Regions from separate parts of the Homo sapiens genome. Here region 2 is linked to region 1. The links are chromatin loops, found by intact Hi-C in ENCODE. Cell type or tissue: heart left ventricle. All regions are shown on one strand. Links, peaks and the distances in the headings refer to the core of each region. The heading gives the core; the rest is flanking DNA.

Region 1 (4,403 bases), core at 192-4,191:
CTACCTAACCCAATGGCTTTTTGGTACATGAAATGCTTAAATACATTGCATCTAAATCTCCCATCCCAAGAAGTGAAATTTAGACATATAGAACTTTCACTTTCCTTTCTGGCTCTGTTTAACATGTAAATATTCTTTCAGTCCATTAGGACTAAACCTCTTGAGAAAGTGCCTTTATTTCTTGGCCACCTTTCCTTGAGCAGAATTCCAATTTTGCAGTGCCTGGAACCACTAACTAGAATATATGCTGATTTGCCTTAACTGCAAGAACAAATCCAATTAATAAGTCCACAAGGAATAGGGTTGGAACTGAGCCATTTTTCCAGGTGGAAACATCTTTCTGTTAGACATGCTTCTTGTACTATTCATCCCCGGTCCTCTGATTGTCCAGATAATCCACGGCCTGATTGGGGGGATTTGGAGTCTAATAAATTCATCTTCACAAACTCTGGGGATCAATGACTGACATATTCAAAGACTTTTCTTTCTAATCTTTATTATTTCCAAGGCTGTCGCCCTCTGACTCTAACACCTGAAATAATTTAATGAACAATTTAAAACAGAATCTTTTTGCATGTAGTGAAGTTCTGGAAAGGTTAGCTAGTTCAGAGAGCATAAAAGTGAAGGTTCAAATAAATCAAAATAACTCAAGAGGTTGGGTTTCTATGGTTGAGCCATAAAGTGTCTCCTATCTTAAGCATCTGATACTGCAAACATACACAGTCACTAAACTTCCTGGATCACTGTCTAGCAGTTTCATCACTGTTTTCTTGTATCATAAAAAAGATGAGACTTCCTAAAAATGCATGCACTGTTTATAGACAACTCTTCTATTTATTTATTTATTTATTTTTATTAGAGATGGGTTCTTGCTCTGATGCCCAGGCTAGAGTGCAGTGGTGAAATCATAGCTCACTGCAGCCTCAAACTCCTGGGTTTAAGTAATTCTCCCTCTTTAGCCTCTGGAGTAGCTGGGACTACAGGGGCACACCACCATGCCTTGCTAAAAATCACTCTTCTTTTTAAAAGAATTTCAGCTCACTTCCAGTGTATTTGTTGGTACCCGGTATCCCTGGAAGGTCAGCTCTACTTTATACAAGACCAGGAAATTGCCTTAGAAAGCAATAGTTCATATTTGTAGAAGACTCTCAGATTTTCAAAATCATTTCAAACTATCATTTCATTCTATTCTCTCAGTAGCCTTGGAGGAAATGATAAGATGTAGGGTAAGAATGATCATGATCTGTCAGATGGAGAAACTTCACTCTTATGAGACATCAACTTTCCTAATACATCTTCCCAGCAACAGGCTGGAAATAGAAAAACTGTCTCAAGACTTCTGTGCCCTATTTTCTCTAATGGTGCACCCACTGTGGGCTCCCAGGGCCTTTGTGAGTTCTCCCTTTTCCTGGCAAAATGCTTCACTTTTTGGGACATTTAAATGGGCACATTTAAAAGTGTTGCCCATCTTAACTGCCATTTGTGTCTTGCTGGAATTCAGAGCTTCAGAATGAAGCTCCCACTGTAGGATTCACAGCCAGCCAGTAAGTAGAAGAGGAAATGGTGAGAACAAAGTCTTCTGACTCCACTGAAATCACGTTGGTGGGGGCTTTTGGTTTCTTTTTCTTTTTGTTTGTTGTTTTTGATTGTGTTTTGAGTTTGGGAACAACAGAAAGGGCTTCTCTTCAATGCAAGGCATCAGGATAATGCTGGCCTGGGGCAGACATACTGATTTTCTATCTTTTAGAACTGGATTCCGGTGGGCTCAACTTCTAAAACCAGAGTCAGTGACAAGTCTTGATTAATAAAGTTCTTAGATTTGTGAAATAAAGAAAACTGATTATCCAAGGAATTTGTCAATTCCAAGTTAGCATTTGCCTTTGTTTTATTGCTAGCTGGACAAAGTCATTATGCTACTGGCAAAATAACTAAATAAAATCATTTTTAAATTATCTGATAGAATGAAAAGTTAGTGGTACTACCCTGATCCCAAAAATATGCTTCCTAAGCCAAATAGTCAAACAGTATTGAAATTAAAAGAGAAAGAGGAAGAAAGTGCCAGAACTTGAATATATTTTCTGTCACATTTAACTCATTATTAGAGGAATCCTCCAATGTCTGCTTGGCTTCCTCTCCCTAAGGGTTTCCCACGGGTCCTCAATTTCCCAACACCTCCCAGCACCTGGGGTCCCACTTACCCCTCCTTTTCCCAGCAGTGTCCTAGGGACCTTGAGAGTAGAGCTAGTACCATGCATTTAATCCAGAAGCTAGTGACCCTCATGTGGTTTGCATGTATTCATAATGACATGCTCTGAGTGTGTCAGCCAGTACCATCTGGGGTGCCTGGAGCAGTGTCTGGGAGCCTGTGACAACTCAATCTCAGGCCAGAGGATGGGAAAACATATTGGATGATTGCAATTCCCTTTTAGGCCGGGAGACTCTCTGGCATTAAGATGTCCACATCTGCTAAACCCATTACAAAGTCTCTGTTCTTCATGAGTATTACAATAAGAATAGCCATTAATCTGGCTAAATCACGGTTCCTTTCTGGCATGATCCAATCTGTTCCTAAAAACATGTTGGGGTGTGTTAGTCTCTAGTTACAGCTCCTGGCCAGTCTTCTGGCTGCTTATGCTGGAAGAGTCGAGCCAGGCCACTTGGTACTGAATTGACAGTCCCTGAAAAAGGCCAAGACCTGATGTCACCCTGGGGACTATTTGCTGGGGAAAAGTACATGTATCCAGAACTCAATGCATCTGGCCCTCACAGCACTTAATCTCTGTATTAGTGCTTCTCAGTCTTTAGAATGTGTAAAAATTACCTGGAGAATTTGTTAAAACACCATTCATGAGCCCAAGCCCATGGATTCAGATTCAGTGGGGTCTGGAGAGGGGCCTGGGAATTTGGTGACCGTACTTTAAGTAGCATTTTTCTATCCTGTTGCAATGCAAAGTGTGGTCCTCATCCCAACAGCATTGCCATCACCTGGGAATCTCTTGGAACTATAAGTACTAGGACCCCACTTAGACCCATTAAATCTGAATCTATATCTTAACAGGCATTCTTTGCACTTTAAAGATTGAGGCACACAAATCTATATCACTCATTCACTGTCTAAAACAGAGCAGCAAATCATGGACTTGGAGGGACCCTTAGGAGTTCAAGTGCTTTAGGTCATTGCCTACAAAATGATACGTTATTAATTCTATATTGCTTTTTATTAACTTTCTATGGATATCTGTGTCTTTCACCTAAATTGTAATAACCTCAAAAGGCAGTGGCCACGTCTTAAAATTCTTGCACAAAATATCCTGCATATAGTAGGCACATATCAAATATTCATTGGTTGATTGGTTGGTTGTGAAAATATTCCAAAAATATCTCATAAAATGAAGGGATGGTCCCTGTTTCATTCATAAAGAAAGGTGTATCACCAGTTGTGGTCTGTGCTTATTTTTAAATTTACAAAACACTGTTTTAAATTTACAAATTTACAAAACACTGTTTTAAATTTACAAATTTACAAAGCAGAAAGCTGGGGAATAATCTAAAATTGCAGCATCTGAACTCTCATTGGCATAGTCCCCCTGTTCTGAGAGTTTGTTCCTCATTGTTTTATAAGGAAGTTATCAACGGTAAATAAGGACTATACTAGGCTGGGAAGCTATTGTTCCTTTCCATCTCGTTCAGTGCTGTATTTGGAAAGTTTTGCTTTAAGGAATGATGAAAGTAATCATGGGGAGAGGGGAATAAAACCTTCAACAGGAAATGGATCATATCAGGCCTTGAAACCACTGTGGGAAGCTGGTATTCTTCTCTAAGAGCACAACAAGGCCCTGATAGATCTCAAGCAGGGGGAGTCATTATCTGATTCAGACTCAGGATATATGTTGTTGTTGTTGTTGTTGTTGTTTTAATCCATAGGCTTCACTCATTAACTGGATGTAGGATAGGGCTGGGTGAGCAGGGGCTGAGAAATAGAACTTGAGAATAATTTCTTGATTTTTGGAAGATTATAGTGCTATTGCCAAGGTTGGGAAGGTAAAAGCAATATTGGGGGTGGAATCAAATGTTATGTGTCAGATGCCATGAGACATGTACATAAAGAGGTGGGCTTGGCAGTTAGATACCAAAATCTGGAGATGAAGGAAAATCATGGCTAGAATTTGAATTCTGTAGCCTCTCAGATGCCATGTTGTCCTCAACTTTAAGTTGCAGGCAAAGGGCCATTTGTTTCTAGTGACATTGAGCCATTTTCAATATTATGTTCAGTATTCTGTGGAAATACCAAAGCTCTGCATTTCTGAAGAGCCATGAAGTTGATAGTCCCATTGCTTGGGAGTTGCTAAGAAGTGAACAGAAATGGACTCTGAGCATACAAGGTTCTTGGATCCTAGCTATTC
Region 2 (4,403 bases), core at 135-4,134, 110 kb before region 1:
TATCTCCCCCTGTTCCTCACTGGAGAAAAGATTCTGAAACTTGGCCTCGTTGAAGCCCTTGAATTTTAGAAAAAAAATGTGAACTTTGAAAAACTTAGATTTGTTATTTCAAGGATGCAATATTTGAAAAGAAAACAAATCCAAAGACTATATCCCATTGGGCCATATTTCTCAAGTCAGTCGATGGCTGTCAAAGAAGCAAAGTAGTTAATTTTCCCTGTAAAGTATGCCCTTGAAAAGCCATTCTCCTAAGTATAGGCAGAATGCTTTGCTAAGTGGGTGCCTTTTCAGCATTCTAAGACTGGGTCCCACATTTTCTAACGATTCATTGTGAAAGAGATGGCTATTTTACCATTCTGCTTAAAATCTGAAACTTTAGTTCAGCACATCTCTTATCTTAAATCCTTGGAATGTTTAGAAGATTCTTGCAACGCACTTCTAAAAGGCTCTGAATTTCTGAGCCTTAAAAGTAAAATTCTGCTTTGTTCCAACATAAGACATTTTTCCTCCAAGTTTTGCCAGGTAGAGAACAAACCCCTTCATTTTTTTCAACACTGTTGTCTCTTTTAAAGCACAGCAAATTTATTCTTCACCCAATGTGGAAACAACAATTGATATTCAAAACGCTACCCTTTCCTAAGGCTTTGCCTTCATGAAAATGAAACATATTTCGTACTGAGCACCATATGGTGTTTGTGAAGAGTGGACACGCAGATGCCTCCTAATTAAAGCATTAAAGTTTGTCATGAGAAATGGCAGCACAGATGATTTTGGCTGGGCGTGTGGGAGGGGGTAGGCAGGAAGGGGTCCCAGAGAGTGGATGAAGTGGTAGGCTGACTCCCAGTTTTTTCAAACACACGCTCTGATTGGTCCTCAGGGAGCAGATAATGGCAAGAGGCAGTTAATTTGAAGATAATTGAGAGATCTCTTTCCTGTCTTCACACAATAAAAAAAGGTGTCGGGCCTCAGCTGGCAGTTGCACTCTGGCAGGAAGAAAAGGGCTCGAATTGGTCTGTGAAAGCTGCCACCTCCTTTTCACTTCTCACACAAAGCTGGGAAACCCCTTTCCTATCCTACACCCCTCCTTCCCCCATGCCCCCAGCCGTGCACCCATGTTTATTGTTTCAACACATCAGACCATAAATAAGTTTCCAGAGGGAGAGAATATTGGAGGACAAGGGAAGTTCTATTCTTCTGGAAAACATGAGCTGTGCCTCTATAAACACTACCTCCCAGACAGGCTGAAGAGAAGCATCCCCTCAGATGGGGGTTTACTGTGAGATGATGAACTGGTTTTTTGAGCCACTTTTTCCCCTTTCTCAGCATCTCTGGTACTATGTGCCAAGCTGTTCTCGAACCCATGCAGTCTAGAAACCCGGAGGGACTTTCTCAGGTTAAGGGGAACATTCATCTGCCCACCTCTGTGTAGATGGTAGATAGAAGCTCTTGAGGTGTCATGTGGTAGGAACGGTCTTAAGCTGGGTTCACACTTGCCTCAGCAAGTCACACTGCAAAAGGGAAGAGGTAATCACATGTGAGGGGCTTTTGGTTTGTTTGTTTTTTAAGGAAACTCTCCCTCTGGCCTGCTAAACTTCCCAGCTCCTTTTTTATATTATAGCGCAGCTTGCTTATAAATTCTAGGAAAATCTTAAGTCGGCACTTAAAATAATCTTTTTTAAAAAACACACCCACGTGAAGAATTACTGGAAATTAGGATTACATAAGTGTGAAGAATGTTGCTTTTTCCCTCAGAACTGGGAAACTTAATGTTGACAGGCTAAGGGAAACTTTAAAAAGTGAAAAGAGCTACAGTCATCAGTTTATTCCTTGTCAGTAAAGCCCCGAGAAAATGGATTTGATGGAGTGGGCAGAAAGGCAACATAAAGAGTGGCAGGGGCAATGCTGAATGAGAAAGCCATTCCAGGAAGCTAAATCAGCTAAGGAACAGGATGGTTTGGGGGTAATTAAAGGTAGCTACACAACTGGGTTTGCTAATCTGATTGAAAAAATTTTTCTGAAGTATATTTTTCAGTCATTCTGGTAAGTTAGGTCAAGTAAGTTTTTCTTCTCTCTGAGCAGTAGAGACTGTGATGGCCTCTCCACCAGAGGGCTGCCTTCCAGTAAGTTCCTGGGGAGTACCTTGGAGGTATGAGTCTTGGCCTGTGTTGGCATTTCTGTGTTGTAATTACACAGAATGGGCAGAATGGGAAACCTAATAAAGTGCTGGGACCATTGAAATAAAGAATAAGACTAAAGTTAGAAACTTCTGTTTATCTAATGTTATCATAAAGAAAGCAGAGAGATAAACTCCAAACTTAGAAAAGAGATTTCCAATACATAAACCAACAAGAGTTTAGTATCGAGAATAAAGGATAAAGGTAGGAAATCAATGAGAGAAATATAGCCCAGGAAAAAATCTGGGTAAATGACAGAAATAGACACCTTAGGGTAAAGGAAATGCAAGTGATTAACATATACTTGAAAAATGTATATATAACTGATTAGTAGGCAGGAAATGCAAATTAAAACCCAAATGAGATCCTATTTTGCATCTAAGAGATTGGGAAACAATTGGGAAGTTTGATAATATCTAGTGCTGATGAGGATACAGACAAAGGAATTTCTTATCTGCTCTGGAGCATGTGTATGCATTGGTTCTACAACACCGGGAAATGATTTGGCATTATTAACTAACCCATAACTCTATTGCCGGACATATCCCTTAGGTAACTCCTGGCACATCTACAAGAATGGTCATTTAACACACTAAGACCAAAAATACTATCTGAACAGTTCAAAGGCCATTAATAAGCAAGTCTGTGAATACATTGTGACACTGGAGTACTATACAGCATGAAAAATGAATGAGTTAGGACTATGCACATTATGTAGAATCTCACAAATAATACTGTGGGAAAAATTTTTTTACAAGATTTCATACAGTATGATGCCATTTTCCTAAGCCTAAATCAAACAACTTAAATAATATCTTACTTAAAGATACAGTAGATTCTCATTATTTGTAGTGGTTATATTCTATGAAGTTGCTGCAAACACTGAATTAGCAAAATACTGAAATCTACAACTATATCTCTGTCTATATTTATAAACGCACAGAGTTGGCCCTCTGTATCCATGAGTTCCACATCCCCAGGTTGTACAATCTACAGATTCAACCAACTGAGGACTGAAAATATTTTTAAAAAGTAAAAAATACAACATAAAAGTACATATTTTAAAATACAACTATTTACATAGCACTTGTGTTGTATTAGGTATTATAAGTAACCTAGAGATGATTTAAAGTATATAAAAGCACATGCATAGGTTATATGTAACCACACCACTTTTATACCAGGGACTTAGTCATCTGTGGGGAAGTCCTGGAAGCAATCCTCCATGGATACGGGGAACGAGGGATGACTATACGTGCTCGCATATATCTCACATAGATTATAATCTTAAATCTTAAAAACAGCTCTTCCTGGTAGGTTCTATTTTCCTTATTTTACAAAAAAGAAGATGAGGTTCAGAAGTAAGTGAGTTATCTGAGGCCCCCACTAACAGGTGCGCACCATGCATCTGCCCCAGAATTGAAGCCCTCTTACACAGCACTGCACTGCTCCCGATCTCTATCCTCATCCACTCTTCATAGGAGCTGAAACAAGAAGCCAGAGCATCCCCTTTTTTGAACGCAACTGGGAATGGGAGCCTCACTGGAAACCAGTGAGTGACTCAAATTTTTCATCACTTTGTGCATGTCTGCAAATGACTGCAAATGTGCTGTATTGATTTAGGTGTTACAAATATATTTTAGCTAGTAAGTGAATTTGCAAATACAGAATCTGAGTAATGAGGAGGAACTGTACACAAATATGTGCTAAAACAAAGGTCTGGCTTGGGGGTTAGATGGTGGATTAGAGTCTTACTCCTGTTTCACAATCCCCACTCTCTATCCCTCTCTCTGTATAATGTATGCACATAAACTTGTGTAAGTATATTATCTATAATTGTATATAGATTGTGTATATTATACATATTTGTGTTTGTGTGAGTGTGTATTAGAGAGAAGCAATTCTTTGAAGTCCAGTCACAGTATTTATATTTTACCATTTTAAAACCAAGGTGGCTGTCATCCTGCCAGGGCTGAGGAATGTAAAGGCGGTGTAAAATGAGCCCGCCTCAGGTTCAAGAATCCTCCTTTCTGGTAAGATAACAAATATTGGGATTATTCACATTTAAAAATAATTTAAAAAATTCACAGGATATCCAGAAGTTGAAGAACCTTGCCTTGCAAATTTCACTTTTAAGAGCCTGATATAGTTAGAATTTTGTCAATAATATTCTGGAGTACGTTTCATTATCTATTGAGGTAACTTTCAAAATCGGACAACCAATAAAGT

What was found. Hi-C counts contacts between places; a loop is a spot of excess contacts. Peaks named below come from ENCODE experiments on the same cell type or tissue, not always from the same donor. Only the 100,000 strongest peaks of a DNase experiment are listed, where the experiment ranks them.
Region 2: it touches region 1 in a loop (2.0-fold over the local background); 4 of 110 quality-filtered maps call a loop at or near these places.

What each region holds. Positions count from the first base shown.
Region 1 is chr5:74,162,496-74,166,898 of GRCh38, forward strand. No RefSeq gene overlaps it. Among named protein-coding and RNA genes, the nearest start is that of LINC02122, 62 kb to the left of the region's middle. In heart left ventricle, for the core only: no CTCF peak of the experiment used is centred there; no DNase peak of the experiment used is centred there; H3K27ac peaks cover 822 bases.
Region 2 is chr5:74,054,846-74,059,248 of GRCh38, forward strand. All of the region lies in intron 2 of LINC02122 (long intergenic non-protein coding RNA 2122), which reads right to left. Among named protein-coding and RNA genes, the nearest start is that of LINC02122, 46 kb to the right of the region's middle. In heart left ventricle, for the core only: a CTCF peak has its summit at 2,106 (motif pointing right); no DNase peak of the experiment used is centred there; H3K27ac peaks cover 436 bases.